Regions from separate parts of the Homo sapiens genome. Here region 2 is linked to region 1. A link is an interaction called in ENCODE POLR2A ChIA-PET data of the cell type or tissue named here. Cell type or tissue: endothelial cell of umbilical vein. All regions are shown on one strand. Each heading gives the region's core, and the rest is flanking DNA. Links, peaks and the distances in the headings are about the cores only. Region 1 overlaps PRORP (protein only RNase P catalytic subunit). Region 2 has its middle 27 kb from the start of INSM2.

What was found. ChIA-PET counts read pairs that join two places held together with the same protein. Peaks named below come from ENCODE experiments on the same cell type or tissue, not always from the same donor. Only the 100,000 strongest peaks of a DNase experiment are listed, where the experiment ranks them.
Region 2: POLR2A ChIA-PET joins it to region 1 with 6 read pairs; 1 of 35 experiments calls an interaction of 5 or more read pairs at or near these places.

What each region holds. Positions count from the first base shown.
Region 1 is chr14:35,149,598-35,165,325 of GRCh38, forward strand. The region is part of intron 4 of PRORP (protein only RNase P catalytic subunit); the gene reads left to right. The region is part of intron 4 of PRORP-PSMA6 (PRORP-PSMA6 readthrough); the gene reads left to right. It also overlaps the pseudogene SEPTIN7P1. Among named protein-coding and RNA genes, the nearest start is that of PRORP, 35 kb to the left of the region's middle. RefSeq lists enhancers at 3,288-3,789, 10,346-10,640. In endothelial cell of umbilical vein, for the core only: no CTCF peak of the experiment used is centred there; DNase peaks (open chromatin) are centred at 6,634 and 10,534; H3K27ac peaks cover 1,835 bases.
Region 2 is chr14:35,499,612-35,515,339 of GRCh38, forward strand. It overlaps the pseudogene KRT18P6. Among named protein-coding and RNA genes, the nearest start is that of INSM2, 27 kb to the right of the region's middle. In endothelial cell of umbilical vein, for the core only: no CTCF peak of the experiment used is centred there; a DNase peak (open chromatin) is centred at 7,540; H3K27ac peaks cover 1,060 bases.

The DNA of each region.
Region 1 (15,728 bases), core at 3,232-11,231:
CTTCATCACCTCTGTCAGCCTTTGTGGAATTGAAGCATTCAGGTCTTGCTTTGGCTTAAGAGAATGTTGTGGCTGGTTTGATGTTTCATCCAGACCACCAAAACTTTCTTCATATCAGCAATAAGGCTATTTTGCTTTCTTATCATTTATTTGTTCACTGAAGTAGCACTTCTGATTTCTTTCGAGAACTTTGCATTTGCAAAGTTTGGTACCTAGCTTTTGGCCTATCTTAGCTTTTTTGTTTTGTTTTGTTTTGTTTTTTAAGGCGGGGAGACAGAGTCTCACTCTATCACCCAGGCTGGAGTGCAGCGGCATAATCTCAGTTCACTGCAACCTCTGCCTCCCAGGTTCAGTTGAGCAATCCTCATGCCTCAGCCTCCCGAGTAGCTGGGGATTACAGGCATGTGTCACCACACCGGCTAATTTTTAGTAGAGATGGGGTGTCGCCATGTTTCCCAGGCTGGTCTGGAACTTCTGGCCTCAAGTGATCCGCCTGCCTCGGCCTCCCAAAATGTTGGGATTACAGGCGTGAGCCACCATGCCCAGCCCTGTCTTAGCTTTTGACATGCCTTCCTCACTAAGCTCAGTGATTTCAAGCTTTTGATTTAAAGTGTAAGACCGGAGACTCTTCCTTTCACTTGAACACCTAGAGGCCATCGTAGAATTATTAATTGGCCTAATTTCAGTATTGTTGTGTCTCAGGTAATAGGGAGGCCTGAACAGAGGGAGAAAGATGGGGAAATGGCTGTTGGTGGAGCAATCAGAAGTCACACAACATTTATTGATTAAGTTTACTGTCTTACAGCAGCACGGTTTCTGGTGCCCTAAAACAATTACCATTCAGGTATGTCGGTGCAAGAATTCTGGCCAAAAATGTAAAGCTTCTAGAAAAATCAATGAATTCAGAATTTTAGGAAGGTTAAAAAGTTAAAAGGACAAGCAGGTCACTCCTAGCAGTGGCCTTCCCAATGTCAAATGTTTTCCTTATTTCTTCATTCTTTTTCTTTTATGTAACACTTGACTGAAATTCTACCAGCTGGGATCCAGGCTTTTTTATGAGATTTAGCTTGAAGCAGTGTACTTTCCTCCTAAAGCCTAGCTGAGTTTGGCTTTACAAGGAAATGAAAATTATGTGTGGCTATGGGTGTTTGGCTGCTGCTGTTTTAGAGTTGGGTTGGTGATTTTTCATAGAGAACGTTTTGAGGGGCTGATCTGAGGGGGGTGCTCAAATGGAAAGTTTTGTGTGGAGTAGTGTGCTAGAGACAGAGGGATAAAGTCACCTTTAGGAGGTTGAAACAAGGTGGGAGTGTGCAAAGGAGATACTTGACTTTTCTTGTGCTAAGGGCAAGAGAGTCTTATCTTTCTTACAGCGAGTGATCTTTTCTCTCTCAGATTCAGGTTGGCATTATTACTGTTATACTATAACCCATTGCATCATTTGGCTTGGAAACCAAGCCATTTTTAAATTAATTTTTATTTATGGGAAAAGTGTTGTGAGTTCTTTATAATCATCTACTAAGTGAATTTTTAGAAACAGTATTTGGAAGTGAGGTACGTCCCAGAGTGATACACTTTTAGTGTTATTTTTCTTAAAAGATTCTGCCTAGGATTTTTGATTTAGTTTTTCTATAGCTATTGCTTAAATGTATCGATTTTATTGCTTTTTCATTTGGTCTTCTTAGAGAATAGAATAATGTAAATAAGATACTAGATTAGAAACAGTAATACTGGTGCTGAAGACAGACAGCTTACTTCTGAAGGAAGAGAAAACTACCAGTGTGAAAGAGCAGCAGCTGAGATGTTGAGAATAAGGCCTCTGATCACCACTGAACCAAACTCCCGATCTTTATACACATGTATAGTCTTCCCTATCTCAGTAAATACAACTTTTTCCTTCTAGCTATTCAGGTCAAAAAGGTCAGAATCATCCTTGATTCCCCTCTTTCCTTCATATCCCCATTCTAATCTGCCAGCACTCCCTATTTTCCATCTCTGCTTTATTTTTCTCCATAGCACTTATCTGACATGCTACACACACACATACACACACACACACACACACACACACACACACACACACAGAGCTTTTACTATATATCTTTTCTCTGTATAGAGTGAAAGCACCACAAGGGTAGGGATTTTTAAATGCCTGTTTAGAACACTGTTGTATCCTCATAACTCAGAATAGTGCTTTACATAAAGATGCTCAATTTGTTGAATAAATGAATAATAGTTACCATTTACTGAATTCTTAGTGTCAGGCTAAGATCTTTGTGCTAGGATCTTTGTATCAGTTATCTCTAATTTTTTTTCTTCTTTTTTTTTTGTTAATCCATCTTTTTTTTTTTTTTTTTATTGATCATTCTTGGGTGTTTCTCGCAGAGGGGGATTTGGCAGGGTCATAGGACAATAGTGGAGGGAAGGTCAGCAGATAAACAAGTGAACAAAGGTCTCCGGTTTTCCTAGGCAGAGGACCCTGCGGCCCTCCGCAGTGTCTGTGTCCCTGGGTACTTGAGATTAGGGAGTGGTGATGACTCTCAACGAGCATGCTGCCTTCAAGCATCTGTTTAACAAAGCACATCTTGCACCGCCCTTAATCCATTCAACCCTGAGTGGACACAGCACATGTTTCAGAGAGCACAGGGTTGGGGATAAGGTCATAGATCAACAGCATCCCAAGGCAGAAGAATTTTTCTTAGTACAGAACAAAATGAAGTCTCCCATGTCTGCTTCTTTCTACACAGACACAGCAACAATCTGATTTCTCTATCTTTTCCCCACCTTTCCCCCTTTTCTATTCCACAAAACCGCCATCATCATCATGGCCCGTTCTCAATGAGCTGTTGGGTACACCTCCCAGACGGGATGGTGGCCGGGCAGAGGGGCTCCTCACTTCCCAGAAGGGGCGGCCAGGCAGAGGTGCCTCCCACCTCCCGGATGGGGCAGCGGCCGGGTGGAGGCGCCCCCCACCTCCCTCCCGGACGGGGCGGCTGGCCGGGCGGGGGCTGACCCCCCCACCTCCGCCTCCCTCCCAGACAGGGCGGCTGCCTGGCGGAGACGCTCCTCACTTCCCAGACGGGGCGGCTGCCGGGCGGAGGGGCTCCTCACTTCTCAGACGGGTCGGCCGGGCAGAGACGCTCCTCACCTCCCAGACGGGGTGGCGGCCGGGCAGAGGCGCTCCTCACATCCCAGACGGGGAGGCGGAGCAGAGGCGCTCCCCACATCTCAGACGGTGGGCGGCCGGACAGAGACTATCCTCATTTCCTAGACGGGATGGCGGCTGGGAAGAGGCGCTCCTCACTTCCCAGACTGGGCAGCCGGGCAGAGGGGCTCCTCGCATCCCAGACGATGGGCGGCCAGGCAGAGACGCTCCTCACTTCCCAGACGGGGTGGCGGCCGGGCAGAGGCTGTAATCTCGGCACTTTGGGAGGCCAAGGCAGGCGGCTGGGAGGTGGAGGTTGTAGCTAGCCGAGATCACGCCACTGCACTCCAGCCTGGGCAACATTGAGCACTGAGTGAGCGAGACTCCGTCTCAATCCCGGCACCTCGGGAGGCCGAGGCTGGCGGATCACTCGCGGTTAGGAGTTGGAGACCAGCCCGGCCAACACAGCGAAACCCCGTCTCCACCAAAAAAATACAAAAACCAGTCAGGCGTGGCGGTGCGCGCCTGCAATTGTAGGCACTTGGGAGGCTAAGGCAGGAGAATCAGGCAGGGAGGTTGCAGTGAGCCGAGATGGCAGCAGTACAGTCCAGCTTCAGCTCCGCATCAGAGGGAGACGGTGGAAAGAGAGGGAGAGGGAGACCGTGGGGAGAGAGGGATCTCTAATTTTTGTGACAATCCTACAAGGAAGGCAGCCTCCCCTTTTTTGCTAAACCTCAGAGAGGTTAAGTGACTTGCCAAGCAAGGTTTGTAAGTAACAGAATTAAGATTTGAATGCACATCTGTCTGATTCCCAAATATGAGTTCTATTCATTAAGCTTCCCTGTGTTCATAATGAAAGGGTCACTGAGAAGTTTAATAAGATAGTGTTCAGTGTTCTTCATTTGATGAAGGAAACTGTATACTATATTTCTGACAACAGTTTCCATCTTGGATTATCTTGACTTTAAAAGATTAAAACGAAATAAAATTGGTTGTTTAAAGGAACATGCCTCAGTTATCTGGAACATTTTGGTATATGTAGAGTGCATTATTCCCCCAAACTGCAAAGTAGAAGGGAGTATTATTTGTGTTCTTAGAGAAATTTAAGAGGTCCTCACTCAAGTACTAATTCTGTTTCTTAACTAATTTTAACTTGCTTTTTAAAAAGCAAATGTTTATATAAGGGTTATTATAAGCTAGTCACTGTTATGAGTACTTTATAAATATTAACTAACTTAACATATATCTTTATAATAACCTTGGAAAAGTTACTTCAGCACTTTCGTTCTTTTTCCTGGTCTTTAAACAGAGACAGTTGGACCAGATGATCTCCAAAGCCCACTCCAGCTCTGCAATGTTAAGGCTTTCTAACTAACACATAACACATAGTTATGTGTTAAGAAAAGTTAGATAAGGTCAGCTTTTCCTAGTGGGAACAGAGATGAGAGTGGAGCCCCAAAGACAGTGCACAGTAGAACAGGAAGTTGTGATTTAGGTGAATTAAAAGTGCAGAGTCTGTATGTAGCACAGTGTCAGTTTGGGAGGGAAGGAAGGCAGCATCAAATCGTTGTTGAGGTTTTGATGATGTGAAGCTCTTTAGTCTACCTTTCTCCTTTCCTTAATATCTAAAGGGAGAAATTCCAAGTTGTTATGTCTTGAGCAGAGCACATGACACCTCCTTATTAACCAGCACTACTTTTTAGCTATAGGTTGAAATTTGGCTCGTGGTTCTTCAAGATTTTAAGAAATAGTAAATAGGAGAGTTAAGGATTTGGTATGTGAAAATATCAAACCTGAATCTAGATGCATGAATCTGATCAAGCATCTAGAGCTCACTACTAATTTACTGGAAATACAGGGGGCAGAGGAATATGTTAAATTACACCTCAAGGGTACAATTACCAAATACCATCTGTGGGAAACTGCAAGACAACCCAGTTTCTTCCAATAAATGAATTGCCAAAAAAAAAAAAAAGAGATGGAGCAATGATCTATAGATAAAAGCAATTTGAGATAAAGCAACCATTTGCAGTGTATGGATCATATTGGGCCCTTAGTTCCTGATTTGAACAATCAGAGGAATCTGAACACCAGTTATTGGAGTTATTAAGACATTTTTGTTGATTTTTATTTAGGGTTAATAATGCTAGTGAGTTAAAACTCTTTTTTTTTTGAGGCAGGGTCTCAATCTGTTACCCAGGCTGGAGTGCAGTGGCACAATCACAGCTCACCACAGCCTCAACCTCCCGGGCTCAGGTGATCATCCCACCTCAGCCTCCTGAGTAGCTAGGACTACAGGTGCCTGCCACCACATCAGCTAAGTTTTGTACTTTTTGTAGAGAGGGGGTTTCACCATGTTGCCCAGGCTGGTCTCGAACTCGTGGGCTCAAGTGATTTCCCATTTTGGCCTCCCAAAGTGCTGGGATTACAGGCGTGAGCCACCATGCCTGACCCAAACTCTTTAGATTCAGAGCTAAACACTGAAATATTTATGGATTAAATGATGTGATGTCTGAGATATGCTTCAAAAATAACTGGGAAATAGGGGATGGAATAGATGGAGTTATATATGAAACAAGATTGGTCATGAGATGATAAAGCTAGTTTATGGGTTCATGGGGATTTATTATACTATTCTGTCTACTTTTATATATGTTTAAGATTTTCATCTTGAAAATCTTTTTTTATAAGCTAACAAAGGGCCAGCTGTGGTGGCTCACAACTGTAATCCCAGCACTTCGGGAAGCTGAGGTGGGAGGATTGCTTGAGCCCAGGAGTTTAAGACAAGCCTGGGCAACATAGCGAGACCTGGTGTCTATTTAAAAAAAAAAAAAAAAAAAAAAGCTGACAAATACACATATGCTTTCAGGATAGAAGTTATGAAAAGGGAGATTATAAAACAGTGCTTTCTTAGTGATTTTCATGCAGAAGCAACATCTTCCTAATCTTCCTATAGTAAAGATTTCCTCAAGTAAACATATTATATATTCATTATAATATAAATAGTATATATTCATTAGAAAGGATATAAACAGTTCAGAAATACCACTATAGAGAATGAAAGTCCCCTTCTTAAAGCAAATTATACTTTTTAAATGCTGAAAATTGTCATGTCATTTGCACGTTTCTTTTTCCATTTTTGAAACGCACAAGATAAAATTTCTTAATAGAGTAGAACAACTAATTTAGATTCAGAGTCAATTCTATAAAGGTTTCCTACTGTACTGCATTGTTTTTGCTTTGCAAAGAGGTTATTAACATTTTTTTTCTGGGTTAGGGGAGGAGTTTGAAAAAATCCTGTACAAGTTAATCCATTGTGTGGTAAAAGCTATAGCTGAAGAGGCAATGTGGAATACTCCAGTGTGCACAACCCCTGCTTTTATCATAGGTGGCAACTGCAGATTAATTCTGGTGTGGTTAGGCATTTCACAAAGGGAAATATGAACCTGAGAGCCTATGTCCCCAACAGTGCTAACTGGGAGATGTGGAGTGTGGGGATTTCCACTCTTTGTTAATAAGATCTCCGGCACATTTCCTCTTTGCTTTTGCATTTTCCTTGGTTATGAAGCAGCTGCAGAGAAGTAAAATGTGATTTCCTGTGTTTAAAAGAGTGCTGGCTTTTCTTTCAGAGACTTAAAATTGGAAGGGTGGAATGCATATGGATTGAGCTACCTACAGGGCTAATTTAAACATAGGTGTTTTATTTTTGTTTTTGTTTTTGTTTTTGTAATGAGTTCACTGCATTTGTGCCAGGAATATTTTTGTTCAGATGTTTTGAATTAGCAGATAACTCAGGTTGTCTCAAAAGCAGGCTTCTCTCTAGGCTGATCACTGCTTTAACAGTGTGATTCTTTGCAAGCTGACTGAAAAACCACTAATGGCAAAAGTGCATTCTGTCATATCAATAAAAATACTGTAGTTCCTTTGCAGATTCATGCAGTATAAATGCTTATCTTGATTATTTAACCTGTAAAATTCTCCAAAATGAGAAAAATAGGCAGAGGGTGTTTTTCAAGAAAATATGATAAGGCCATATCAAGGTACAGTGTCCCCAGATACAATGTCAGTGGGAAATGAAAAGAACTTATTCGCAGAGTAGATGCTTAGGAATCATTAGACTTAGGTGAAAGTTCCTATCATAAATTAATACCTTTTTTTGTAGTCGTTGTCAATATTTCTTGCCCTAATAATGGTAGTTCATTTTTTTCTTTTTTCTTTTCTTTTTTTTTTTTTTGAGACGGAATCTTGCTCTGTCGCCCAGGCGGGAGTGCAGTGGCTCCATCTCGGCTCACTGCAAGCTCCGTCTCCTGGGTTCACGCCATTCTCCTGCCTCAGCCTACCAAATAGCTGGGACTACAGGCGCCCGCCACCACGCCCAGCTAATTTTTTTTATTTTTAGTAGAGATGGGGTTTCACTATGTTAGCCAGGATAGTCTCAATCTCCTGACCTCGTGATCCTCCCGCCTCGGCCTCTCAAAGTGCTGGGATTACAGGCGTGAGCCACCGCGCCCGGACGTTCATTTTTTTCAAAATATACTTAGGAGCCTATCCTAAACATGGGCCAGACCTGTGGATATTTTTGGATGTGGTTTCTTCCCAAGTCATTCACCATTGTGTTGATGGTACAAGGCTTCTCCACTTACAATCAGAGAAACGTCAGATGACTATTAGTAAACAAGAACTGATTATTAAGTACCAGATTAGCAGAGCTGGATGATCAGATCCAAACCACAGCATTCATTGTTCCTGTAAACTATGTGATCAGTGAAGCTAAACTTGTGTTTAAAACCCAGGCACCCGCTGCCACACCCAGCTAATTTTTGTATTTTTAGTAGAGAGAGGGTTTCAGCATGTTGGCCAGGCTGGTCTCGAACTCCTGACCTCAAGTGATCTGCCTGCCTTGGCCTCCCAAAGTGCTGGGATTACAGTGTGAGCCACGGTGCCTGGCCTGTTACTTTCTATTAATAAGTACACAACACCCTAAACAATTCAAGGCATCTTAATCTCCATTAAGAACAACAACAAAATAATTTTTGTCATGCTGTTAAATCTATCACTATGGATAAAACTGGTGCAAATTGGTCAAATGGATCCAACAAACACTGATGTCCAAGTTGGGATATTCGTAACTATTAATAATACGTAACTATTGATCAATAGTTTAAAAGATCTCTTTATTCTTTTTCTTTTTGAAGGTTCTCAAAGAGTTTTGTTCTGAAATATGTTGTTGAGCTTCCCAGTTTGCATCCTCATCCTCAAACTGATGTTGTTTCTTCTCTAATTCTTTGTGTTATGCTTCTTTTTCATTTGCTCATGGCACTGCCATTGGAGCTCAACTTCAGAGTCCTTCAGTTTTTGAACTTTTTTTTTTTACCTTCATTTCAAACACCTGCTCCATTTCCAGCTCCGTCTTCTTCATTTTAGCTACATGCTCCCTTCTTTCTTCTTCCATTTGTGCCAGAAGGCTCTTAGTAAGCCCTTATTTGTTATCAACTCCATTATAAGTCACAACTGCCAGTTTTCTCCTTTCATAGTGGGCATTTAGTAACATCTTTCAAATCGTGCATATGTGTTATCAACATATTTCTTAGAATTGTAAAAACAATGTTCACCATTTTCAACTTTACCAACACCCCAAGGATACTGCCTTCCCCTAACCCTTTTGCCATTAAGTTCAATGATATAGTATTACTACCTACCTAAGCAAGAGGTAAATGGTCCTTCTTCTTTTTAACAAGCTTGTTGTCTTCTTCACCTGTTTCTGGAAATTTATATATTTTAAGTTCTTAGATTTCTTTCATTATCTGTTTTAAAGTTATTATCTGGTTTAATTCCATGTCCTGAAGGAGCAGTGAAGTATAAACCCGGCACCCTGTTATCAGGCATCTGAAATCTGTTCACTTGTGATTCTGCATTTAGGTAGTCCACAGATTTACTATCAATGTAGTTGATGACGAGCTGCCAGCAATTACTATTATCTACTGCATCTCCAAATCCTATTTGGTATCAACTATTGTGAGCAGCAACTTAACACTACCTTCCTTGATTAAAACTTTGGATTGTTCCTCCTGTACAGTCTTTTTAGTAATAATTCTATGAGAAAGACTTGGATATTCTGGAGAATGCAAATCTATGAGGAATCATGAGTTGATTAATGTTGTCTTTCCTGGATTTCCCACCACCGTAAGTGTGAATTCAAACGTTCTCTTCACTGATTCTCTGGATACTTGATTTGGGAGATTGGCAAATCCCACACATTTCCATCATTCCAGTCGTCCAGATTCCAACAGAAGAAATCCACAGAAGAACCACGGTGCTGCTGTTGACGCTCCTCTCCTAATCAGCAGTGGATCTCGCACTCCAGGTCATTCTTTTCAAAACACTGATGTAATCCTATTACTCCCCTGCCTCAAAACCTTCAGCAGTTTCCCATTCCTGCCCTGCAAGTAATTCCTCCAGTTTGGTCGCAGCCTACTTTTCAGGCCTCATTGCTTGCCACTCTCCTCTACAGACACGTGCGTCAGCCAGTGCCAGCTAATTAGTGGCTCTAGACTGCTTTGTGTTTTCTTCCTCTTCTTTTTCCCCTCATCTAAAATATACTTCTACCTCCAAATCCTGTTTTTCCTTCGTGACTATCTCAGTCCCTTTTCTGTCACACAACCTTTTTTGACCCCTGTAGTCTGCATTTATCTTTTCTTCCTTTGAACTTGTAGCATTTATTAACCCTGGCACACATCTGGCTATTGATCCTATACTATGTGTTCTTTTTTTAGTGTTGTTTAGTTTTTCATATCAGTATCTATTGTTATTTCAACCAGATTAGAAACTCTGAGGGACAGGACACCCTTTTTCCTATTTTCCACAATGCTTGGCATCCAGTAGGTGTGTAATAAATACAGTTATTTATACATTAAATAATCCAGTGCTTACATTTATTATGTCATAGCTACCATTTCAGTTAATCTTTACAATAACTTTGAGGGAATGAGTATTTTCTCTCCTTGACAAATGAGGAAACTGAGGCTCAGAAAAGTTCGGTAACTTGCTGAAACCACACAGGTTAAGTGATGAAGTCAGGATTCAGACCCACATCTTTGGACTCAGTAACACTTGCTGTTTAACCATACTGGTAATTCTGCCTCCTTATGAGACTGGTGTATGTTTTCTGAGGATGGGAAATTACCTAACACTTAGCTTACTATTATTTGCTTGATAATGGCAGAAGAAAAGGTGTGCAAACCTGGATTCGTAGTGATTCCTAGCAGGAATAATGAAACAGATTCAAACTGTGCCAAAGTTCACAGGAAAATAGAATTTCCCTTAATCTCGTTGATTACTGGTGGAATGACTCATCTTCCAGTTGTACGTTGCTCTTGAGTTACTCAGATATTTGTATAAGTTAGACAGCGGAGGGAAAACCACTGATGAGATGTACAAGACACGTCATTTGAGCTGATGAATGTTCCTGGGATATCCCCAAGATTTCTACCTGAGTATTCCTGCCTGTCCTATTTACTGTTGGACTCTTTCACCTTTTGGTTTTCTTTCAGAGTAAAATCACTTCCCATTTCCTTTCTGCTTTCCACTTGGATAACTTTCACAGGCTACTCTGTTACTACTGCAGTGCACAAAGATTTACTGTCTACATATTTAACATTAGTCAGATTTACTGTTGAATTTATGCACTAGAAATTTCAGGAATTTAAATTTTTCCTTTTTCATTCTCTTCTCTGCTTCCGATTTTTTTCACTAAAAGAGGACAAAAATTGCCCAAACTATTTTCTTTTTTTAAAAAATTAGCAATAGAATTGAGTATAGATGGTAGTAAATTCTGCTTCATTTCTGTGGGAACATTGAAAACTTGATGGCTTCTGCAAGTGACTGATAAATTGTTTCTGCTTTATAAAGAAAGGAAACAGCTCATTCAACTCAATGAAGTCATTAGTAAACTGGGAATTAGAAATAAAGATTCTGTATTTTTTTGTTGTCATTAATTTGGTCTTTCTGTCTGCATCTGTTTTCTCACAAGTTTGTTTTGAGGATAGATCAGAAGACATATGCACATTGTAAAGCATAAAGTAATCCTTAAGGATGCACTACAGGCAATCCTCAGCCAAAAAACATGATTTATGAACCATGCATACATGCATACTACAAAGGGATCGATCTTACCTCAGTCTAGTGCCCTTTGAAGGCGACAAGCTAAATGGTCTTTTTGGCCCCTGAATCAGAATACCTGGAAACAACTGAAATGTAGACATATTTTTCTTATACATGTGGAAGCAGTTAGGTTATGGGTCCTTTCAGGGATTCATCTACTCTACTGCCATGTGAAGACCGGAGCCCATTTCTCAGTCAGGAACAGGAAGCAGGCAAAGTTACTTTCCTGGTATCCAGTGTTAAAACCCAAAGAGTTATAAATGTTGACAAACTATTGGTAAAACTTGTGGTATTATTATTTACCTAAAGCACATACAGGGGCTTTTATAGTATAGACTTTTTACAGTCAAATCATTTAATTTTCTTGAGTCCTTACAATAGCCCTTCGAAGTATGTGTTAATAACCCCACTTTATTCCTGAGGAACGTAAGGCCCAGAGAAGTGAAGCGATTTGATCGGTGAAGGGGCTTAAATTTTCTACACATTTCCTTCCAAGGACGAAGGGAAGTTAGACACTGTGTTGGCACTTTAGAGCAGATTCTGGGTTAGGTGTGAAGCAGAGGGGATTTCCAGGGTGTGTAAGCATGGACAAACTCCTTGAATGAAAGCAGAATTTTTTCTTTTTTTAAAGTAGTTAACAGCATTTTGGGGTTTGCAGGACTCAGGCTGTGTTACTGCCTTTTTTATTTTTTGGCCTGATTTGTTTCTTTCTAATTTGGGAGCAAGATTTTATAATTAAAAATATATTGCCTTTTGCCCTTTCTTTGAGCTATTCTCCATAAATCTGTAAGAATATGATATGAAAAGGAAGAAGAGTGGGATTAAAAATAATATAGCTGATTCTGTCTAGAAATTTAATTTCTAAACTATCTTTACCTGAGTTAGATCTATTTCTCCAAAGATCAGTCAAGATTTAAGAAATAACTTTAAACTTGTAAGTAAATTCTTTTCTATCTGGAATTTACAGGATAATGTATTAATACTTGGAAATGATACCTAACTGCTAGGGAGCATGCATCTTTAGCTCATGATTCTAGATGATTGAGAATTTTTTAGGGAAACTTTTTCAGTCCTTCATCTAGTTGATAGTGGGCTATCATTTTATATTTCTAGATTGAAAAATAGGTTATCTTCTTTCTCCTTCCTCTCTCTCCTCTTCCCCTTCTCTTTTTTCTTCTTTCTAGCTGTATGGAATGACCATAATTTAATTATTCATTGAGTCTCCTATTAACGAGTATTTAACTTGTTTCAAATCTTTCACTATTACAAAAGTGTCACAGTGAATCATCTTACACATTTGTAATTTCTCACATATTCCAAGATAGATATAAGATAGATTCCCACAAATTGAATTGCTAGCACAATGGAGACATATTAATTTTGATTGGCCTTCATGGAAATTTTAACAGTATATACTGTGATCAGCAAAATATGAGAATTCTTTCTCCGCACCTTGAAGATTCAGTGTGTTATCAAACATTTTGATCTTTGCCTATATGAAGTAAAAAAATAAAATTGCAGTATAGGATTAATTTACAATTTTCTTGGAGTGTGGTGGAGCATATTTTCATAGGTTTAAGAGGCACTTATATTTATTTTCTGCAAACTGCTCCTGTCTTGTCTGTTTTTTGAGTTATTGACTGTTTTCATATTAATTTTAGGAGCTCTTTATTTGAAAAATCATCTGTGATTTAAATTACAATTTTTGAGGCTTATTTTTTTTCTCTATGTATACTTTAAAATATTCGAATTTGTCAGACTTTCCTTTTATGGCTCCTGGGTTTCATATTTAGAAAGATTTTTTCTGTTGCAAGGTTATTGAAAAGCCAACAAACACAAAAAACTTCCTTTTGCTCCCTTCACTTTTGTTGTTTTTCTCTAAATTTTTCATCCATTTGGAATTTTTTTCTGATGTGAGGTATAGTTCCAACTTAATTTCCTCCCCAGCTAATTAGCCAATTGTGTCAACATCATTTAACAACCCATATTTTACCCCACTAGGGATAAAGCGGGATGTTACTTTTAGCATATACCAAATTCTTCATATAAATATTTAGGTCTCTTTTTGGACTTTCTGTTCTGATTCACTAATCTGCATTCCTAACAGTATGACACTATTTTGATTATTGTAGTTTTATGATATATCTAATATCTATTAGAGCTAATTTTTATAACTTGGGTTCTGGCACTTTCTTTAATAAACTTACCAGAGGTAAATATTATAGGCCTCTGATAAAATGTATTAATAATGCTCCCTGGGGCAAAATCATGTTTTATATATGTGACAGAGTCCTATTACCCGTGGCTTTTAAGCGTTTTTTAACACAACACAGATACAATATACATTTTATGTAATAATACATTTATAAATGAAAAAAAATGTATACATAAAAAAATTATGTACTCTTGCTGTATTTGTTGCACTCTATTTTAGTTCTGTTTATTTCTCCCTGAAATGCTGGTTGCAACTGTATTAAATTGATCTCATGACCTAGTAAGGTGTTGTGACCTGCAGTTAAAAAAACACCTTATTATTTGATGTTGTAATCATAGCCATTCTAACTGGTTTGAGATGGCATCTTATTGTGCTTTTAATCTGCATTTCTCTGATGATTAGTGATATTGAGCATTTTTTCATATGTTTATTAGCCACTTGTATGCCTTCTTTTGAGAAGTGTCTGTTCATGTCTTTTGCCTGTTTTTTAATGGGGTTATTTGTTTTTTGCTTGTTGAATTAAGTTCCTTGTAGATTCTGGATATTAGACCATTGTTGGATGCAGTTTGTAAATATTTTCTCCTATTCCGTAAGTTGTCTGTTTACTTTAATAGTTTCTTTTGCTATACAGAGGCTCTTTAGTTTAATTAGTTAATTAATTAGGTCCCACTTGTCAATTTTTGTTTTTGTTGCAATTGCTCTTGGGGACTTAACCAAAAATTCTTTGCCAAGGCTGATGTCAAGAAGGGTATTTCCTAGGTTTTCTTCTAGGATTTTTATAGTTTGAGGGTATACATTTAAATCTTTAATCCATCTTGAGTTAATTTTGATATGTGGTGAAAGGTAAGGGTCCAGTTTCATTTTGCTACATATAACTAGCCAGTTATCTGAGCACCATTTATTGAATAGGAATTCCTTTCCCCATTGCTTGTTTTTGTTGGCCTTGTCGAAAATCAGTTGTATGTGAGTGTGCAGCTTTATTTCTGAGTTTTCCATTCTGTTCCATTGGTCTCTATATCTGTTTTTGTACCAGTATGAGGCTGCAGAGAAAAGGGAATGCTTATACACTGTTGATGGGATGTAAATTAGTTCAGCCACTGTGGAAAGCAGCTTGGAGATTTCTCAAATAACTTAAAACAGAGCAACCATTTAACTCAGGAATCCACTGCTGGGTGTATACCCAAAGGGAAATGGATCATTATACCAAAAAGACACATCCACTCATATGTGCATTGCTGCGCTACTCACAATAGCAAAGACGTGGAATCAACCTAGTGCCAATCAGTGGTGGACTGGATAAAGAAAATGTGGTACTATACACCATGGAATGCTATGCAACCATAAAAAAGAACAAAGTCATGTCCTTCACAGCAACATGGATGGAGCCGGACGCCATAATCCTAAGCAAATTAATTCAGTAAGAGAAAAGCAGATACTGCAAGTTCTTACTTATAAATGGGAGCTAAACATTGAGCATACATGGACATAAACATGGGAACAACAGACACTGCAGACTGCTAGAGGGGGTGGGGTATGGGTTGAAAAGCTACCTACTGGGTACTGTGTTCACTACCTGGGTACAGTATACCCATGTAACGAACCTCTACATGGATCTGCTGTATCTGAAATAAAAGTTGAAATACTGAAATAAATAAAAATAAGGAAAAAAGAAAAATCCTTCATTAGACATATCCAGGTGAAATTCCATTAGTCCTTATTAGTCTCTTTTGGGGAGGGAGTAGGGGAGTGGGAGTGATGTATCTCCTTAAATAAAATAGGGAGACCACATCAAAGAAAGTAGGATTTCCCAGCCAAAAAAAACTCATGAAGGACGTTTGCAAAGTTTCTCTCCCATTGTTTGCAGGTACCTTGCAGGGAAGGGCAGCAGTCTTGATTGGCACGCCTTGCTTAAGAATACAGGCCACACTATTAAAATGTACCGTATAGGAAGAAGGAAATAACTATTATAGTGCATGTGCCAAGAGGTTTAGGCCCCGTGTGTAAACTACTCCATGATCCTTAAACATAGTTGTTTTGATGTCTTCTGGCTTTTGGGATTTCTAGCTTGAATTTCTTAGTTTTGAGATGGGGTCTTACTACGTTGCCCAGGCTGACCTGGAACTCCTGGGCTCTGGCAATCTTCCTGCCTCAGCCTCCTGAGTAGCTGGGGTCCAGCTTGATTTCTGTTGCTCTGAGGGATAGTACAAGAGA
Region 2 (15,728 bases), core at 3,300-11,299, 350 kb after region 1:
GGGCGGATCACCTGAGGTCAGGAATTTGAGACCAGCCTGGCCAACATGACAAAAACCCATCTCTACTAAAAATACAAAAATTAGCTGGGCGTGGTGGTGGGCACCTATAATCCCAGCTACTCAGGAGGCTGAGGCAGGAGAATTGCTTGAACCCAGGAGGTGGATGTTACAGTGAGCCAAGATAGTGCCACTATACTTCATCCTGGACAACAGAGTGAGACTCTGTCTCAAAAAAAAAAAAAAAAAAAAGTCTCTCAGTTCCTCCCCTCTTCTTTTCTCCCCTTCCTCTCCTAAAAAAAAAAAAAAAAAGGAAAAAGAAAAAGTCTCCCTGCAAAGAAAACCCCAGGACCCGATGGCTTCACTGCTGAATTTTACCAAACATTTAGAGAAGAACTAATACCAATCCTACTCAAACTATTCTGAAAATAGAGGAGGAGGAAATACTTCCAAATTAATTCTACAAGGTAAGTATTACCTTGATACCCAAACCGGACAAGGGCACAGCAAAAAGGAAAACTACAGGCCAATATCCCTGATGAACACTGGTGCAAAAATCCTTAACAAAATACTAGCAAACTGAATTCAACAATACATTAAAAAGATCATTCATCATAACCATGGGGGATTTATTCCAGGGATGCAAGGATGGTTCAACATAACACAAATCAATCAGTGGGATCCATCATATCAACAGAGTGAAGGACAAAAACCATATGATCATTTCAGTTGATGCTGAAAAAGCATTTGATAAAATTCAGTATCCCTTCATGATAAAAACCCTCAAAAAGCTGGATATAAAAAGAATATACCTCAACATAATAAAAGTCGTATGTGAACAGACCCACAGTTGCCATCATATTGAATGGGGAGAAACTGAAATACTTTCCTCTAAGATCTAGAACACAAGGATGCCTACTTTCATCAACATAGTACTAGAAGTCCTAGTTACAGCAATCAGACAAGAAAAGAAATAAAGGGCCAGGCACAGCCATTACTGGCTCACACCTGTAATACCAGCACTTTGGGAGGCCAAGGTGGGTGGATCACTTGTACCCAGGAGTTTGAGACCAGCCTAGACAACATAGTGAGATCCCCATTTCTACAAAATATTAGCCAGGTGTGATGGCACATACCTGTAGTCCCACCTACTTGGGAGGCTGAGGTGGGAGGATGAATTGAACCTGGGAGGTCAAGGCTGCAGTAAATTATGAACATGCCAAAGCACTCCAGCCTGGGTGGCAGAGTGAGACCCTGCCTCAAATAAAATAAAATAAAATAAATAAAATAAAATAAAATAAAATAAAATAAAAAAATAAGTAAAGGGCATCCAAATTGGAAAGGAAGAAGTCAAATTATCCTTGTTTGCAGATAATATAATCTTACATCTGGAAAGACTTAAAGACACCACCAAAAAAGTATTAGAACTGATAAACAAATTCAGTAAAGCTGCAGGATACAAAATCAACATACAAAAATGAGTAATATTTTTATATGCCAACAGTGAAAAATCTGAAATAGAAATCAACAAAACAATCCCATGTACAATAGCTACAAATAAAATATCTAGAAATTAACCAAAGATGTGAAAGATCCTACAATGAAAACTAAAACATTGATGCAAGAAATTAAAGAGGATATAAAAGATGGAAAGATATTCCATGTTCCTGAATTGCAAGAATCAATATTGTTAAAATGTCCATACTACCCAAAGCAATCTACAGATTCAATGCAATCCCTGTCAAAATACTAGTGACGTTCTTCACAGAGATAGAAAAAACAATCCTAAAATTTATATGGAACCACAAAAGATCCAGAATAGCCAAAGCTATCCCAAGGAAGTAGAACAAAACTGGAGAAATCACATTACCTGACTTTAAACTATACTACAGAGCTATAGTAATATAGTAGTATAGTTTTTAAACCATTAGAGTATACGGCATGGTACTGGCATAAAAGCACAGATCACCGGAACAAATAGGAAACCCAGAAACAAATCCACACACCTACAGTAAACTCATTTTCGACAAAGGTGCCAAGAACATATATTGAAGAAAGGACAGTCTCCTCAATAAATGGTGCTGGGAAAACTGGATATCCACATGGAGAAAAATGAAACTAGACCTCTATTTCTTGTTATATACAAAAATCAAATCAAAATGGATTAAAGACTTAAATCTAAGACCTCAAACTATGAAACTACTGAAATAAAACATTGGGGAAACTCTCCAGGACGTTGGACTGGGCAAAGATTCTTGAGTAATACCCCAAGGACAGGCAACCAAAGCAAAAATGGACAAATGGGATCACATCAAGTTAAAAAGCTTCTTCTGCACAGCAAAGGAAACAATCAACAAAGTGAAGAGAAAACCTACAGAATGGGAGAAAATATTTGCAAACTCTCCCTCTGACAAGGGATAAATAACCAGAATATAAAGGAGCTCAAACAACTTTATAGGGCAAAAAAAAAAAAAAAAAAAAAAAGCCCTAATAATCCAATTTAAAAATAGCCAAAAGATCAGAATAGACATTTCTCAAAAGAAGACACACAAATGGCAAACAGGTATATGAAAAGGTGCACAACATCACTGATCATCAGAGAAATGCAAATCAAAACTACAGTGAGATATCATCTCACTCCAGTTAAAATGGCTTTTATCCAAAAGACAGGCAATAACAAATGCTGGTGAGAATGTGGAGAAAAGGGAACCCTCGTACACTGTTGTTGGGAATATAAGTTAGTATAACCACATGGAGAACAGTTTGGAGGTTCCTCAAAAAACTAAAAACAGAACTACCATATGATCCAGCAATCCCATTGCTAGATATATACCCCAAAGAAAGGAAATCAGTATACTGAAGAGACACCTACACTCCCATGTTTATTGCAACACTATTCACAATAGCCAACATTTGGAAGCAACTTAAGCGTCCTTTAGCAGATGAATGGATAAAGAAATATGGTTCATATACACAAGGGAGTACTATTCAGCCATAAAAAGAATGAGATCCTTTCATTTGCAACAACATGCATGGAACTGATAGACGTTATGCTAAGTGAAATAAACCAAGCACAGAAAGACAAACTTCGCATGTTCTCACTCATTTGTGGGAGGTAGTGAGTAGAATGATGGTTACCAGAGGCTGGGACGGGTAGAAAGGAGTGGGAAGCAAGTTGAGATGGTTAATGCGTACAAAAATATATTTTTGTACATATATTCATATGTACATACTCCAATACCAAATACCAAATACTCCCATAAGAGCTAGTATTTGATAATACAACAGGGTGACTACAGTCAACAATAATTTATTGTACATTTAAAAATAACTAAAATAGTATAATTGGATTGTTTGTAAAACAAAGAAAGCATAAATGTTCAGGGGATGGATACCCCATTTATCCTGATGTGTATGTCTGTATCAAAATATCTCATGAGCCCCCTAAATATTTATACCTACTATATACCCACAAAAATAAAAATAAAAAAATAGAGATGCTCATAACTCTTCTCAGACTTGGGGAATCAGAAACTGAGGGTGAGTAGCAAAAGGAAAAAACTAGCAACTAGATCTCTAGAGTTCAATTATCAAGGATAATATATATTTTTGACATTGAGTAAACCATTATGGATGGCATTATAGTAAAGTGTAAGCATAGATCCATCTTGAATAATGAAATTAAAATTTACTTATAGGAATTCTAATATTTTTATTTTTATGTATTTTTCCTCAATAAAGGCAGACCATGCTATTTAAAGAAATGATAGACTTTGACAACAGGAAGGTACACACCTGATTAGTTTTTCTAATTACGTGCTTATTACATATACATATATGTATCTCTAGTTCTATCCATTTATATACATAATTAGGAACATGTTTTTTCTAAAAATAGAATATTTAATGTAATGTTTAATTTTTCATTATTACACCTTAATAGGAAAAAATGGAATACTAAAATTTATCTTTAAATATATAGTTTCATGGTCAGTAGTATTAAGACAATACTGTTTATTTATTTAGGGCTCATAACCTTAGGATTTTTAACTTTCAGGAAATACCAGCCTAAAGTAAATTATTAATTCAAGGATGCTAGATAAAGACTCTTCATGAAAAAGAAACGCTATACCCTGCTGTGTTGCAGGCTCTCAAACTGTCCCTCAAAACGTTCCTAATACTGCTCACTGCACTAATTTTTTTTTCCTTTGTCGTCTCCCTTTCTATAGTCAGAAGCTATCTAGTCCCTCCCTCTTTAGTCTCCAGGGAAAAGGTGTTAGCTCATTTACTTGTCATTATTGAGCTTCTTTCTTTCCCACAAAAGCCAGTCTATTTATCATTCTTCTTTTTAGGCTTGGACAAAAAAGAGAAAACTTTATACTTTTTTTTAAGCAGAGGCACATTAATATTAAATCCCTTAAGCAGGAATTTCAAGGAGAATGTCTCAGAACAACATTTAAACCAACATCATAAATGCTTCCTCCTTTTAATAAAAGAAACTCTCTGAAATAATGCTGTCCTCAAGAGGGTCATCTGATAGTTTTGGTACTATCTTCTCATTTCTACTATCTTTCTACAATTGTTGTTGTGAAAAGTATTAGAGAAATAGATAGATGCTCTACACAAAATCTTCACAATATGGTCAACTTCCTTTCCCCCTCAAGCCCACCTTTCATGCATGCACACATCTATGCTTTGTTTTTAACTTCTTATATTCAATTTTTATTCTTGTTATTGAATGAAGCTCTGATTGGTTTACTATATGACAAATATTCTTTGCATTTTAAGAATCTCAGGTAGCTCTCTATCTTTTTTCACATTGGTTAGAGAGGCAGGGATCAAAGTACAAAACTGGGACAGTCACTGCTTATGTTTGTGCTTTATCTCATTAAGTGCTGATCACCAGGAAGGCAAACAGCCTGTCACGAAATTTGCCTTGCAAAGAATATAATAAAGAAATCTTATGAAAAGAGGCTGAACAGAAGGTATGTTTAATCTGTTGTAATGTTGGTTAGCCCCAGTTTCAGACCAAGAGTGATGATACTTGGAAAAAAAATTGGGAGTCTGCCTGCGGGCAACATTTACCCCGATGTAGAGATTGCTACAGAAACCTAACTGTGGGAAGTTTTCAACACATAAGTAAGGATTTATTAAAGGAATTAATATCTTTGAAGGCTCAGAAAGCAATCCTATTTTCCTACAAGATGGATGAAAGGCAGAGATTTCAAAACATTTGCTAGAAAACATCAATAGCCAATCCTGCTGATTTAATTTTTTCAATCCCTCAGGCATCAAAAGAAGTTGTGACTTGTCTACATTGCCTCGAAAGCAAAGCAATATTGTAAATTAAAAATGACTGGAGCTTAGCTGGCTGCATTTCATTTTTAATTAGTTGAATTTTCAAATATTTATCAACATTTCTTAAGCTCAGAAGCTAAAGAACTTCCCCTCACATTTTTTTTCTGAAGAAGGTTGGTGATATTCACTTACACGTCAAGGAAAAAGTCGTTAGATTTAGCTGGCTATCACAAATACTAGAAGAAATGGTATTTAGTCATCTCCATTTCTCTTCTTTTTTATTCTTGAGCAAGCAGAGACTTCCTATTCTTTTTAACCAGTTGGGAACTCACAAAACATAAACTCAGAGATTGATGGTAAAAATGAAAACAGATTCTGACAACATGTTACATCCCAATCACAAAAGTGTAACAAAGGCAAAAAATTTAATCCTCATTAGTGTAGTAGTGAGAAACAAAAAACCAAATTTTTTTTTTTTAAAGCAGCTGATTTTGCTTTAGGCATTTCGTCGAGGTGTGTGGTTAATTCATAAGCGGCAGGGGCAAGGTAGCCCCAGATTTTGGAATTGGTTTGCCTCTGAGAATAAAAATTAAAATGAAAAGAATAAAAATGTAATAGATGAGGCTAATCATCTATTCAAAAATATATATTTTATTGACTACTCTTTTATGTCAGGTACTATTTTAAGCACTTGGGATAAAGTGGTGAACCAGAAGTCAAGGTCCCTGACATCATGAAGCTTATATTCATTTATAGAAATATTTAGTCCTAACCAATACTCTGTGAATGGTAGAGTTCTAGGAGCATCTAAACTCTTTTCAAGGTAACAAGTATATTTTCAAGAAAATGTGTCTGTATTAGTATATCTAAATCTTTAACCTTGTCAATTATATTTAATCTTACCTGAAAAATGTGTTAAAAAAGGAGACTAGAAAAAGGAGAGGCCAAGAGCAGGAATTTCTCAGTGTGTCTTCAGCATGGCCCTGGGCAGAGGAAGCAACTTCCACTCCCCTTAGCAGCTTCCAATCCCCTTTGCAAGTCTATTCTCAACAGTGAAGATGGATACATCAGACAAGCTTGATGCCATTAGTAATGGTGATCCAACTAACTCTCACTGCCATGAATCCAAAGTGATCAAGCAATCTTTGGTTACAGTGTGGCTTCCCATATGGATTTTCCCACAGAGAGAGGATGTGTTCTTTACAGCCCCAAGGACCCCAGTCCTTTTAAAGCTATAGTTCTTAAATCAGTCAGCATTAAATTCTTAATTAATTAATTCTTAAATCGGTCAGCATTAAACTTAAATTCTTAATTAATTAATTCTTAAATCAGTCAGCATTAAACTTAAATCAGTCAGCACTCTAGTTTATATTTAAGTATCTCAGGGGCTTGATTATGAATCTGAACATTTTTGACTATTCTGACAAAACTGAATTTCTAGAATGATAAAGTTTTAGCTCAGACCCTCGAACAGTATTTCGCCAAGAAAAGTTAAAATTTATGGCATGAGAATCATCTAGGGAGCTTGTTAAACATACAGATTCCTGAGACTCATATTGTACTTATACTAAATCAGAATCTTTAAAGATGAGGCTCAAGATCTGCATTTTACCAAGGCTTCCAAATGATTCTAATGTACTTTAATAAAGCTGGAAAGTCACTGTCTGAGAAGCAAGGGATCGCATCTAATGAAGCTCTGTTTGGGCATTTGGCCAGTTTCCGACATATCATCTCCATCTTTATACATTGTAACAAAGTGTTTCAGCGAATTCCTGTCAAGGCTTGGTGTCTTTCACAATCCGGCCTCACTTTTCCAGTCTCATTTCTCACCTTTCCTCTCAATCACTTTATGCTTCAACACTCTGAATACACGATTTTCATGGCTCTAGGCCTCTACATTACTTGAGGGTTTTTCTTTTTGGGGGAGAAGAGGGGGTGGACGACAAATAGCATCCCAGTTCCTTGCCTGAGTTCTAAACCAACTGAAGGAGGCAGTTTGAGAACAAAATATCACTATTATTACCAACAATGCCTAGATTGGAGAATGTGGCTTATATATGGAAACTAAAAGCCTTCTTAATTCTGAAGCCCAGAATTAGACATACTTACCCATCCTGTCTCAGGAAGAACAGGATAACTACTGGCCTCATCTCTCATAAGCAACCAATTATTTCTAAGCTTATGTAAGGCCAAGAGCAGACCAGGTCTATCAGACAGAGGAGGGAGGAAGGAAGTGGCTGAGGCTGAGTCAAGCATACCAAGTTCCTGCTCCCTAACTCATTAGTTAAAATAAGCAATTCCTCTACAACTGGGAAGAAATGATGAGTGAAGGGATGGAAAGAGTCCAGGACCATTGCTCTAATGGATGTCCCTTGACAAGAAAGGAAACAACTGGAGTGGAGAGTAATGCACCCCCATGACAGCATGCCCTACTGGTGCTTGAGGTACCCTATTACTCTCCAATCCTTTCTCTTAGTTTGACTACCTTATTCCTACTCATCTTTCAAGATATAGCACAAATGTTCACTCCTCTGTGAAGCTTGAGGAACTGAGGGGAGTACTCCCACCTTAATGCTGTCATAGGACTTTAAATGACTTTTATTATGGTACTTTTCATGTAATACACTTAGCTATTTTCTTTCTCTTATGAGTGCAGGGATTGTGACTTATATGTCTTTATATTTCCATAGTAGGTGTCCGATGAATTTTTGCTGAATGACTGTGAAAAAGAAGGTACATTCAAATATTTTTAAAGCTTAGTATTTTTAAGCCTGATTATAGCACCAAGACCAACAAGAAGACTAGTATTTTCCTTTATAGGATTTTCTTTTCTGAAAAAATTGACTAACAAATCTGGTCAAGGCTGATATTGCCTATTTAAGCCCCATCATAGAAACCCAATTGGCATCATCTTATTAACATGGCATATATGACTGATGATCTGATCCTAAAACAGGCCTTCTTTCAGTTACTGTAGCTTTACCTACTCAGGATAAACTAGTAGGTAATAATCACTTAAAAAAATTCTCCAATGAAGTAGAAACTACTAATAGAGAAGTTATTTCAGGTAAAACTTGAAATTTCAAAGTTCAATTATAAATTTATATTATGATTAATGATTTGCATGCATGTTTTATAATGGGAATGTTTCTCTTTCTTTTCTTTCTTTCTTTTTTTGAGACGGAGTCTTGCTCTGTTGCCCAGGCTGGAGTGTAGTAGCAGGATCTCAGTTCACTGCAACCTCCGCCTCCTGGGTTCAGGCGATTCTCATGCTTCAGCTTCCCGAGTGGCTGGGATTACAGGCGCCCACTACCATGCCTGGCTAATTTTTGTATTTTTAGTAGAGATAGGGTTTTGCCATGTTGGCCAGGCTGGTCTCGAACACCTGACCTCAGGTGATCGACCCGCCTTGGCCTCCCAAATACTTTCTCTCTTTCTCTCCAAGTATATATGTTGTCTCTAATTGTGTAAAGAAAGGATAAAAGGCATTTTACTTTTAAATTTCAACACTACAGGCCAGGCATGGTGGCACATTCCTGTAATCCCAGCACTTTGGGAGGCTGAGGTGGAAGGATCACTTCAGGTCAGGAGTTCCAGGCCAGCCTGGGTAACAGAGGGAGATCCCATCTCTATAAAACATAGAAAAAATTAGCCTGGCATGGTGGTGCACGCTTATAGTCCTAGCTACTTGGAAGGCTGATGCAGGAAGATCACTTGAGCCCAGGAGTTAGAGGCTATAGTGAGCTATGATCATGCCACTGTACCCTAGCATGGGTGACAGAGTGAGACCTTGTCTCAAAAAAAAAAAAAAATTCAATACTATATGTCTTTATAGCAGGGATGATTTATAATTATGAAATGGAGATATAATTATGAAATGAAACATAAGATTTTCAGCTTTAATTGATAGCACCAATTTGTAGATCCTTGTAAATAACACAAAAAGTTATTTGTGTGGTACTCTTAATTTTAAGATGAACATTTGACGTTAGAGAATATATAACTGTCCCTGTGTAAAACTGGCTTGTTTTCAAACTTACCTTTTGTTTCAATTATTAGTTGTGGTAAATCTCCCAAATGATTTGTAAATAGCATGTATTAAGTGGTAAAATGCACTGAGCTAGGATCTGCTCAAGGCTAAATCTCTCCCTGTTCATTTCGAATAACACAAAACAAAAAACAAAACAAAACATACCAAGTAGAAAGACCAGGAGCGGTGGCTCATGTCTGTGATCCCAGCACTTTGGGAAGCCTAGGTGGGCGGATCCGTTGAGCTCAAGAGTTGAAGACCAGCCCAGTCAACAAGGTGAAACCCCATCTCTACCAAAACCAAAACAAAAACAAAAAACTCCACAAATATTAGCCAGACGTGGTGATGCACGCCTGCAGTCCCAGCTACTGGGGGGCTGAGATGGGAGGATCACCTGAACCCTGAGAGGTTGAGGCTGCAGTGAACCGTGATTGCACCACCACACTCCAGCCTGGGTGACAGAGTGAGACTGTGTCTCAAAAGAAAAAAAAAAAAAGAGAGAGAGAGGAAGATACAACTACTTAAAGAACATCCCAGCAAGAGATATATTTGACCTGTTCTGTTAAAGAGATCCAACGGATTTGGGAGTGGATAGGACAATCAAATAATTTTCAAAATCAGCCTTTAATGTCATTTTAATACATTTATTTCTATTGGTATAATCCCAGACGTTCTTTAATTCTGTTTCAAACAGGTGTCTGTTAGTGTACTTTCTTCCGTTTAGGACCTACCATAAACTTAAAAATTGAGCTGTTTTGTCAATCAGCATCTGTTAAACTCAGGGTCTATATTTCAGTAAATGTGCTTCTGTTTAACTATCTTTTTACGGTCATAAGAGAAATAAACATATAAAATAAATGCATGTCAATGCATAGCTGTGCAGGAGTACAGATGTTTTATTAATGAAAATGAATCCAGCTTTTTGTAAGTCATGGCAGCAATATAACATTTCATTGTTTGCTTCTGTGCTAGACAGTCCCTGCTGTTTCCACATAGAAATTCCTGTAATGCTTAATGGACATCTGGAAGAATTCAGCCAATTAATCGAATTCATGTAGGAACTAGGCTAATGGCTGTCTGAAAGGCAGATTACATTAAATCAAACTTGCAATATGAATGAAAGCACTTAATCATACATGCAACATTCATTAGATGCGACACAGCAAGTGTTTTGATTACTTTAATGAAAGATCAGGTAAAGTGCATCAGCTGAACAGATTGAAAAGACAGCATGCTTACAAATGTTTGATTATGCTGAATATCAACAGAAACAGTGCCAGTAATTTATAGCAAAACATATTTGTAAGTGTCTAGAGCTGGTGAACTCAGTGAAATTCAAAGCCCATGCTCAAAACAATAATTAATAGCCATATATGATAAAACTTTAATCGGATGTCAGGAAAAGAGACAGATTGCCAGAAGTTTAGTAATTTATAGTCACTGGGTGCCTTCATATTTTGAATGGCTTGAAATATCTTTGAACCTCAATTTCATTTACTTTGAGGTACACAGTTCTTGAGTCATAAGGTGTTATTATACTAAAAACACTGTACTAAAAGAGGAATTAAATTTGTATGTTGGGCTTTAAAACCTCATGCCAGGAATTAAAATGCTATTCTTAATAGTTGTTTCTGCCTATTTCATGAATATTTCCACTTTTTCCTTTTTAATTATCTCATCGATTTTTCCCTAATATTCTACAGAAAGAAAGGCTAAAAAGTACATTTTCTAGATAATAGTATTATAAGTCTTGTAATATATTATAGCAAATGCTATTTGCAGCTTTTTGGATAAAATAAAAAAGATACAGCAGTGGTCCCCAACTTTTTTGGCACAAGGGACTGGTTACATAGAAGACAATTTTTCCATGGACAGGGGTGGGGGTGGGAATGGTTTTGAGATGAAACTGTTCCACCTCAGATCATCAGGCATTAGATTCTCATAAGGAGCACCAACCTAGATCTCTCACAGGTGCAGTTCACAACAGGGTTCGTGTGCCTACGTGAATTTAATGCTGCTGCTGATCTGAAAGGAGACAGAGCTCAGGTGGTAATGCTCGCTTTCCTGCCACTCAATTCCTGCTATGTGGCCTGGGTCCATGGCCCTGGGGTTGGGGACCCCTAAGATAAAGGATATATGTATCCTTTTATATTTCATATATTAAATAATTATTTTATAATTAATAAAATTATGAAATGTATATTTTACATAATTTTCCATATATATATATATAAAATTTCCTTTCGGTTCTCTTTTTTTTTTTTCCCCAGAGATGGGGTTGGTCTCATTATGTTCCTTAGGCTGGTCTTGAATTCCTAACCTCAAGTGATCCTCCTGCCTCAGCCTCCTGAGTAGCTGGGATTACAGGTGCCAGCCATCACACCCAGCTTTCTTTCTTTTTTTCTTTTTTTTGAGATGCAGTCTTACTCTGTTGTCCAGGGACCGGTAGTTGGTAAAGAAGGTGGTGGAGCAAGTGGAGAGCACAGTGGCACAGCCTCTGCTCACTGCAGCCTCCACCTCCCAGGTTCAAGTGATCCTTCTGCCTCAGCCTCCCCAGTAGCTGGGACTACAGGCGTGCACCATCACACCCGGGCTAATTTTTATATTTTTAGTAGAGACAGGGTTTCACCATGTTGGCCAGGCAGGTCTTGAACTCCTGACTTCAAGTGATCCACCTGCCTCAGCTTCCCGAAGTGTTGGGATTACAGGTGTGAGCCACCATGCCTGGACACCCAGCTTTCTGTAAGTACTTTTAATACTAGACAGGACTGACTTTAAAGGTGGTGGAAACCACTTTTTTTTGGGTTTAACAGAAGGACTTTTTTTTAACCTCTGAACTTTTTATTGGCTTCCTGTTCCCCAAAGGGTATCCTGCTTCTGCTGGCTCAGTGTCTCAGAACTTCTGTGTCATTGGTCTCAGACACTACTTTGCCATCCACTATCCTGCAGGTGGTGGTCTTGTGGATGGTTTGCATGGAGTTGCTGCTGTCCAGGGCATCATCAAGATTGAAGTCCTCCCTGTCTTCCAGCAGGCGGTGGTAGGTGGTGATCTCAGCCTCCAGCTTAGCTTTGATGTTCAGCAGGGCCTCATACTTCTGGGCCTGGTGCTGCCCCTCTGCCCGTGTGTGCCAGCAAGATCCCATTGAGCTGCTCCATCTACATGGGTAACGTGTCTCTACCTCTCTCAGGCTGTTCTGCAAGCTGAGCTTCAGATTTCTCATTGGGTCCAGGTCGATCTCCAAGGACTGGACTGTATGTCTCAGCTCCGTGAGTGTATTCTCAGCAGCTCCAATCTCGGCGAACTGCGTGGTGACCACTGTGGTGCTCTTTTCAAACTGCTGGGACCAGTAGTCTAGCTCCCCTCAGTTCTTTTGAGCCAGCTTGTCATATTGGGCCCAGGTGTCTGCCATGATCTTGCTGAGGTCCTGAGATTTAGGCGCATCTACCTCCCCAGTCAACCCAGAGCTGGCAATCTGGGCTTGTAGGCCTTTTACTTCCTCTTTGTGGTTCTTCATGAAGAGCAGCTTCTCCTTGAGAACCTCCATCTCTGTCTCCAGCTGCAGCTGAGTGACATTGGTGTCATCAGTGATCTTGTGGAGCCCATGGATGTCGCTCTCCACAGACTGGCGCATGACCATTCTGTCTCATAGTTGACTCTAAAGTCATCAGCAGCAAGATGGGCACTGTCAATCTGCAGAACGATGCAGGCATGGCTCACAGTATTTGCAAAGATCTGAGCCCTCAGATCCTTGATGTTCTTGAAGTAATGCCCCCAATCTCTGACCTGGGGTCCCTTCTTCTGCAGGTGCTCCTGCATTTTGCTCTCCAGCTTCCATTTCTTGGTCTCCAGACTCCTCACTCTGTCCAGGCAGTAGGCCAGGGAGTCGTTCAGGCCTTGCATGGTCTCCTTCTCATTCTGGATGCCCTCCACTCCTGCCAGACCCCTGGCCATCCCCACAGCCAGGCCCCCAGACCCCAAGTTGCCCCAGAAACTGGTGGAGTGGGACATGGAGATCTGGGAGCCCAAGCCCCCAGCACCTGCATAGATGTTGGCCATGCTGCTGACTGGCAGGGCGCCATAGCTTGGCGGCTTGATAGAGCCAAGGGACTGGTAGTTAGTAGAGAACATGGTGGACCAAGTGGTGAAGCTCATGCTATCCAGGGAGGAAAGCGAGAGGGCAGGACTCAGGTTTTGCTGAGGTCCAGAAGGACTGGTTTTTATCTCTCTAGAGTGATATAAGTGTGATTCTGAAAACAGGGAAATGGACATAGGATCTTTCAAGTCCTTTTTAGATATTTTCTTCAACTCAAGCCAATGAATATGCATTAAGCACTCAACTGTTTTAGGTGCTATGGGTTATATCAAGATGTGAGATAGATCGTTGTGGCTATAAGGAGTTTATAATACTCTATTCACCAAAACAACACAAAGAAAAATTAAAGCAACAGCAAAAACAAACAAGAGAACAACACACCGTAGAATATATTCAAGAAGTAGAATGTGAAGTGCAGATTTATAAATTTTGTAGAAAATTAAAGAAGAGCTAAAATAATGAGGAAGTTTGCATTTGAGCTGCTTAATTTACTTGATAAGAGATATAATTTCAAAGAATTAAAATTTCATTATTCTAGAATTGTCTTAGTCTGTTTGGCTGCTATAACAAAATGCCATGCACCGGGTAGCTTTCAAAAAACAGAATTCTTTTTTGTCACACTTCTGGAAGCTGGGAAATCCAAGATCGACTCCAGTAGACTCAGTATCCACTGAGGCCCCACTTTCTGGTTCACAGATGGAGATGGTGTCTTTTAGCTGTATCCTCACAAGATGGAAGGGATAAATGAGTTCCCTTAGGCCTATTTTATAAGGGTACTAATCCCATTAAAAGGCTCCACCCTCATGACCTAATCACGTCCTAAAAGGCCTTACCTCCTAATACCATCACCTGAGGGGTAAACATTCAGATAGAAAAATCTATGAATACTGTTTTGTTTTCTTACAGAGATTTAAAACATTGAGTGTTTCTCCAAGCACTTTTCAAACATCAAATTGTACAACATATTTTTAGGTTAAATGAGTTGACTGTTTTTACAACAGGCTAGAAATTCTTTCTCTTAATTTCCTCTCATTATACACACATTCACAGAAAGGGAAAGAAGAACTCACTGGCTCAGAATATGACCATTGTTTATAGTTTACCTACCAAATAATTCTTTTTCTACCTATGACCTCTTGAACCCTAGTAACATACTAAGAATATAACTAAAAGGAAAGCCTCATGCAATGCTACTTAAGCCTTCCTAAAACATTTAGCTCAGTTACTTCAAAATGTCCACATTGTTAGTTACTTAAACTATATAATCACACATCATATAACATATTTTTAGTCAATGGACCACATATACAATGGTGATCTCATAAGCTTATAATACCATATTTTTACCGTACCCTTTCTATGTTTAGATTGCCTACAGTATTCAGTACAGTAACATGCTGTCCAGGTTTGTAGACTAGGGACAATAAGGTATACTATATAGTCTAGATGTGTAATAGGCTATACCATCTAAGTTTGTGCACAAAGATGAAATTGCCTAACAATGCATTTTTCAGAATGTATGCACTTCGTTAAGTGATACATGACTGTAAAGTAAAAAACAGCAGCCCAGCGTGGTGGCTCACACTTGTAATCCCAGCACTTTGGGAGGCTGAGGCAGGAGGATCAAGACCACCCTGGGCAACATAGTGAGACCTCATCACTACAAAAAATAAATAAAATTAGCTAGGTGCAGTGGTCTACACCTGTAGTCCTAGCTACTCAGATGGCTGAGGTGGGATGATCGCTTGAGCTCAGAAGTTTGAGGCTGCAGTGAGCTATGATAATGCCACGGGACTCCAGCCTGGGCAACAGAGCAAGACCCTGCCTCTAACACTAACAGAAAAACAAAAGAAATGGCATTGTTGTTCTGAACTCTCTGCTCTGTCCCATTTATTTGTCCCATCTCTTATTATAAATGGTTAAATAATCTCAGAATTTCAAGTTGTTAATGTTCTGTTTGGAAATGTAATAATTATTTGTATTAGCTCAAGTAGGTAGAAATAAACTAAAAGACTTTATATTTCTCTCCACTGGCAAACCCTCACCTATTTCTTTGTCTGATTGATCAAGAACTGTCTCTTCAAATATGTTTTTAATCTCTTTTGGAGCATAAAGTTTGACGTCATTCACCATGGAGAAACCTCCTATAATGGGATTTCACTAATAATAATTCCTATATGTCAGTTTATTAGTCTTCCTATCTATCCAGTTATCTATTTGTCTGTATCTTTAATTTTTCTAAGATGTCTTCTATGAATTTTTTCCTCAAGTAGTTTACTGGGAAAAAGTAGCTGTATGTATCTACTCCC